Linked DNA regions of Homo sapiens: region 1 is linked to region 2. Evidence: chromatin loops called from intact Hi-C (ENCODE). Cell type or tissue: Calu3. All regions are shown on one strand. Links, peaks and the distances in the headings refer to the core of each region. The heading gives the core; the rest is flanking DNA. Region 1 overlaps ACSL5 (acyl-CoA synthetase long chain family member 5). Region 2 has its middle 33 kb from the start of MIR6715B.

Region 1 (2,920 bases), core at 316-2,815, 57 kb before region 2:
ATCTATTTAGTTCCAAAACATTTTCATCACCATAAAATACGAAACCCTGAACCCATTAACAAACCCTTCAATGCCCAGCCTCTAGAGAAAGGATTAGGCTGCTTTCTGTTGCTATGGATTTATCTATTCTAAATATTTCATATAAATGAAACCATATATGTGACTTTTTGTGTCTGACTTCTTTTACATAGTATAATTTTTAAGATTCATTGATGGGGTAGTATGTCTGTACTTCGTTTCTTTTTATGGCTCAATGTTATCCCATTGTATGGATAGACTACACTCTATCTATCTATCTATCTATCTATCTATCTATCTATCTATCTATTTATCTATCTACCAGTTGATGAATATCTGGGTTGTTTCTACTTTTGATATTGTGAACAAAGCTATTACGAGCATTTCTATACAGTTTTTGTTTGAATATCTTTTTCCAGTTCTTTAGGGTGTAGACCTAGGAGAGAAATTGCTGAGTCAATGCGAATTTTATATTTAACTTTTTGCGGAACCACCAAAGTGTTTTCCACAGTAGCTGCACCATTTTATATCCAACCAGCAATGTAAGAGGGTTCCAATTTCTTTCCCTTCTCCCTAACACTGCTACTTTCTCTTTGTCTGTTTAAATAGCCATTCTAGTAGGTGTGAAATGGTACCTCATTGTGGGTTTGATTTGCATTTCTCTAATGACTAAGGATGTTGAGCATTTTTTTATGTGCTTCTTGGCCATTTGTATTTCTTTTTTGAAGAAATGTCTACTCAAGTCTTTTGCCCATTTAAAAATTAGGTCATATATATATATACACACAACACTTATCAGAGATATGATTTGCAATATTTTCTTCCATTCTGTAGGTTGTCTTTTTACTATCTTGATAATCTCTTTTTTATTTTTATTTTTTTACAATTAACAATTTTATTTTAGATATGGTGTCTCACTATGTTGCCCAGGCTGGTTCTGAACTGCTGGGCTCAAGTGATCTTCCTACCTCAGCCTCCCAAAGTGCTGGGATTACAGGCGTGAGCCACTGTGCCTGGTGTATAGTCTCCTTTTTAATGCCCAATACACTCAAACATTTTTAACCTTACAAGATTAGCGCTGAGAGGATTTGCAACCATATCATGTAACTCTCTCACTGTTTAAGTGGAAGAAACTAAGGGCCTGAGAGAAGGTGAGACTCCTGGGTCAAACCACGACAGGAGTAGGAAGCTCTGTTTACCATTCTAACCATTAGAATCTGTTAACACTTCCAAGTAAGTTCAAAGAAACAAGGGGGAAAAAAGTCACCCTCCTTTTGTCACACGTCCTGTGTGACTCAAACTACAGCTCTGGTTTAGTCACTCCACAGAATCCCCTGTAAGCAGTGGGCGTGACTGGCATTTCCTCTTCCTTTTAACATCACTCCTGGTTACGGTAGGGAAAAGCACAATAGTGGTAAAGAAAAGAGGAAAGAGGGCTCTGTCATGCTGTGTCTGGGATTTCCTGTTTCACGTAATATACAAATAGCTGAACAAGCCCCAGTACACACCAGGATGTCCCATGTCAAAAGGCTTACTCCACTTTTTGACGTGGTGATGGTGACATGCCTTGGCCTCAGACCCCAGGATGCCCATTTGTCCACCATCCTTGTCCTTGATCCACTCCAGGGCCTTCCCCTCTCCTGTGGATGGATGACTGGAGCCACAGTCACTCATCTCCTGGCTCCTAACATGTTTTATTCCCAAGTTAGCTGAAGGACGCCTTCTGCCTTCACACCTCTGTGCATGCTTCCTGGACCATTCTTGGTGTCTAGGTTATGATCACCCCATATTCAGCTTCGGATTTTTTTCCTTTTGTGGACTTGGGGCAGCATGTCTTCATTTAGTCTCCTTTTCTTTGGATAAATGTCCTAAATGGCTCCTTCTACTCTAATATTTAAATTTTTGGTCAACTATGTTTATTGCTATGAATCTTTCATACTATCCCTATTGGCTAAAAATCATTTTCTTTTGATAGTCTCTATCTTTTAAAAGATTGTATTTTTCCTATGTATATATCCCACTCAAACCCTATTCGAAGTCTGTTCCCATCTGGAAGCCTCTGTATTTGCTCTTCTCTTTGCCTGGAACATTTCCCCAGATCTGAAATGGTTGTGTATTGCTGATAGGTCAGGCCTCACCTCAAATGTCACTTCCTCGGAGGCTCACTGTTTCTGATCACCTTATTGAATATTGTCTTTACCTTTCCAGTCAGTGTCATGGACTTTGTTCTCTTCTCCATGACACTGTTCACTGGGAAATAGTCCTAGCTCCTTATCACTCATTGTGCCAACTGAGCTGATGTTCTCTTTGGAACAGAGATTTTAATTTTGTTTACTGCTGTGTCTCTGATGCCCCCACCATGCCTGGCACATAAAAAACTTTCAACAAGTGGTTGTTGAGCAAATGAACAGTTTTCCAGGTCACAATTGTTTATTCCATATACTCTCAGTTAACTCATTTTCCCTGCAGTACAAAGACCCCACCCTTAAACCCCCAAATCTTAGATCATAAGAAGTCATTCAGGCCAATCTGGAGAGGATTGCTCCCTAATCAATACTTTGGTAAGGTATTGGATAGGGATGGTGGCTGGTGACAGGGGTGTATTTCTGACACACATTAAGGACTATTCAAGATCCTTCTACTCCTCCAGGCTTAGAAGAGTTGGAATGAAGTTATCTACATGGGATAAGTAGGTAGAAAGTCCAGCCAAGAAATAAATCATACTGGACTAGGAGCGGTGACTCACGCCTGTAATCCCAGCACGTTGGGAGGCCAAGGAGGGCAGATCACTTGAGGCCAGGAGTTCGAGACCAGCCTGGCCAACATGGCGAAACCCCATCTCTACCAAAAATACAAAAAGTTAGCTGGGCTTGGTGGCGCATGCCTGTAATCCCAGCTACTC
Region 2 (2,920 bases), core at 266-2,765:
ATACTTTTACCACCAGAAGCGACAAAGCCAGTGACCTGGGAGTCAGTCCGGTGAGGAAACCTCTCAGTCATGGGCAGCACGGTGAAGGGTGGTGGTCCACTGCTAGTCATTAGTCCAACCATCAATCAACCAACAGACTCCTGTGGGGAAGACTCATCTGGGTGTTGAGAGGGCAAAAAGGATGAAACACAAGCTGTGCCCTCCTGGATTAATGGGCCACTGACTTATTGAGTGATTTTGCCAGGCCACTTCCCCTCTCTAGACCTTGACCTCCACGTAGGTAGAATGAATGAGGCTGGCCCAATTGAAGTCTAACGGCTTTCCTTCAACAAGGATTTTATTGCTTTTTGTTTCTAGGGAGCTGAGTCCCATATCTCTGTGAGACTTTGATTTCCTAGGCTTTAGCAGGAAGCCAGCAGATTGTTATAAAGCAAGGTCAATAGGCAGAAGCGTCTCTGTGATTGGGTCTTCATGGGCAACCCTGGACCACCACTGTTATTATTTCATTAAAATTTTATTGAGCATCTGTTAAGAGTCTATCCTACTCTGGTCACTTTTGTAGGAAGAAAGGACTTGTTTCCAGCTTTGGATGGCTTAAAAGCTAGGGAAAAAAATAGTCTGGAGATGTACATATAAAATTCTTTAAGTGGCAGTGGTTATAAACTGGGAGGATGCGACATTGGCATCTTTTCCTACCCTGGGATCTTCTCTCCTTCCCTTCACCCACTTATTCCTTCTCTTCCCACCGAGCACAAAGAAGTATTCTGGACTCTAATTATCTGCCTCCTGCCCCCATCAAAACAGCCAACATCATTTATATTGGAAGTGAAGAGTAAGCTAGTAAGTAAGTTCTCACCAAGCCATGAATGACTAACAGATTTGACCTTTTTAGTGTAGGCATCAGATTTCAAGAAGCATTAACCCAAAGGTTTCTCTGGAAAAACGCTATGGCAGGTGGGCATGGCACTTTGAAGGGGAAGAGCTCCCTGGTGGTCATCACCTACTCTAGCTCACTGAGTCTACCCTCTACTCTGTGCCAGGAAAACAGAGGACAGCTTGGCATTTTGCTTTGGAAGGATCATTACCTCCTGAGATGGAGTGTGCACATTCTGGGATCATGTAGGGCCACTACTGATGACACAATAGGCTAGATCAAGGCACAGGTAGGCCCTTTGAGGTTAATTACTCTGCCAATGTTCTTTGAAAGGGGACTGCGAGTAACAGAAAATGTACTGTACTCTTAGAGCCTTGCCATGGGTCTGGGCATTGGGCCAAGCTCCGTGGGGGCGATTGTAGTTTGGAAACAAGTCTCTCTATGTCTATTTGATCAGCACCTCCTCTATATCAGGTATCAGAGAGACTCTGAGATGCCATAGACATTTCAAGGCAACAAACATATATTGATCAAGCGCCTAATTTGGATCAGACCCGATTCTGGGCGTAGGAGGCACAGACGAATGAGCCTCATTGTCCTGTCCCCAAAAAGTTCAACCCAGTTGGGCAAGCCTGGGAAGGAGTTTGGAGAGTATAATACTCTTCTTGAGTTACAAATAGGCCTTCATGTCTAAATAAGAGAAGTCTTGATGGATTAAGAGGATGAAGGACAATTCAGCAAAGAAGTTGTCGTTGAAGTTTGAACCCTGACTGCCACTTACTGGCCAGGTGACCTTAACAACCCTGGGCCTCAGTTTTCCTGTGTGTAAAGATAACATCAGTACCTGACTCATAGGGTTGTGTGAGGACTAATGTATGCAAAATGCTTAGTGCCATGCCTTCCCTGTAACAGGCGTCCAGTAAATGTTGATTGTTAGTAGTAGCAATAGTATTATCACGATCATAGATAATTCTATTACTGGTGCTAAAAGAAGTACATATTCTTGTTTTAATTTCCCCAACACTCCTATGGGGCAAGTCTGCACTGTCCAAATATGATAGCCACCAGCCACATGTGGATAATGAGCACTGCAATTGTAGCTAGTTCAATTTGAGATGTGCTATAAAGTTTGTACTGAATTTTGTAGACTTAGCAAAAAAAAAATATAAAATATCTTGCTAATATATTTATGTTGATTACTTGCTGAAATAAGATTTTTCAATACATTGGGTTAAATAAAACATTATAAAATACATTTCACCTGTTTGGTTTATAACATGGCTGCTAAAAATGTAAAAATACACATGTGGCTTGTATTATGTTTTTATTGGACAGTGATCTCAATAATTAGCAATTAACTCCATTATTAATTCATTTTTAACTCCAATAGTAGTAATATTGGAGTAACATGATCTCCATTTCCAAGAGGGAAAAAGTGAGGCTTAGTGAGGTGAAGTCATCTGCCCAGCTGGTAAGACGCAGATTGGGATTTGTAGCCAGTCTGTCTCCAAAGGCTGTGTTTGCTCTTCCATGCGATGCTTCCTTCCTGCTAAGTACCAGAGAGTACAGATATAGGGCCCAGAGGTAGGAGTGCTGTCTGCCACCCAGGAATTTCCAGTAGGGCAAGAAATGTAGCTAACAGACAGATGATTGAACTGATACTGGTGGGCTAGGGGAGGTCCCCAAATGCTGGTGGGACCTTGACCCCAGCCAGTGTGCAAGCTCTTAACACCACTGTGAGAAGGAATTCAAGGATAAATCAGAAAGTAGTGAAAGTATGGAGATTTACTGCAAAGTGAAGAGTACACACTCAGGAAAGGGGAGTGCGGGCAGACTTGAGAGAGAGTCACGCAATGGAATTTGGGGCTTCTACCTTCATGAGTTTCTTTAACCAAGGGGTAGAACATTCATGAGGATTCCTGGAAAAAGGTGGAGATTTCTGGGAACTGTGATGTTACCCATTTTTACATTAAATATGGCTGTTCCTGGGACTGTTGTGGCACTGGTGGGTGTGTGACCTAGTATGTTAATGAGCTTATAATAAGG

What was found. Hi-C counts contacts between places; a loop is a spot of excess contacts. Peaks named below come from ENCODE experiments on the same cell type or tissue, not always from the same donor. Only the 100,000 strongest peaks of a DNase experiment are listed, where the experiment ranks them.
Region 1: a loop joins it to region 2, with 2.9 times the contacts of the local background. A loop is called at or near these places in 2 of 110 quality-filtered maps.

The regions. Positions count from the first base shown.
Region 1 is chr10:112,388,064-112,390,983 of GRCh38, reverse strand. The region is part of intron 1 of ACSL5 (acyl-CoA synthetase long chain family member 5); the gene reads right to left. Among named protein-coding and RNA genes, the nearest start is that of ACSL5, 15 kb to the right of the region's middle. RefSeq lists silencers at 1,306-1,355, 1,376-1,505. In Calu3, for the core only: no CTCF peak of the experiment used is centred there; a DNase peak (open chromatin) is centred at 1,393.
Region 2 is chr10:112,330,989-112,333,908 of GRCh38, reverse strand. It overlaps the pseudogene GUCY2GP. Among named protein-coding and RNA genes, the nearest start is that of MIR6715B, 33 kb to the right of the region's middle. In Calu3, for the core only: no CTCF peak of the experiment used is centred there; a DNase peak (open chromatin) is centred at 1,278.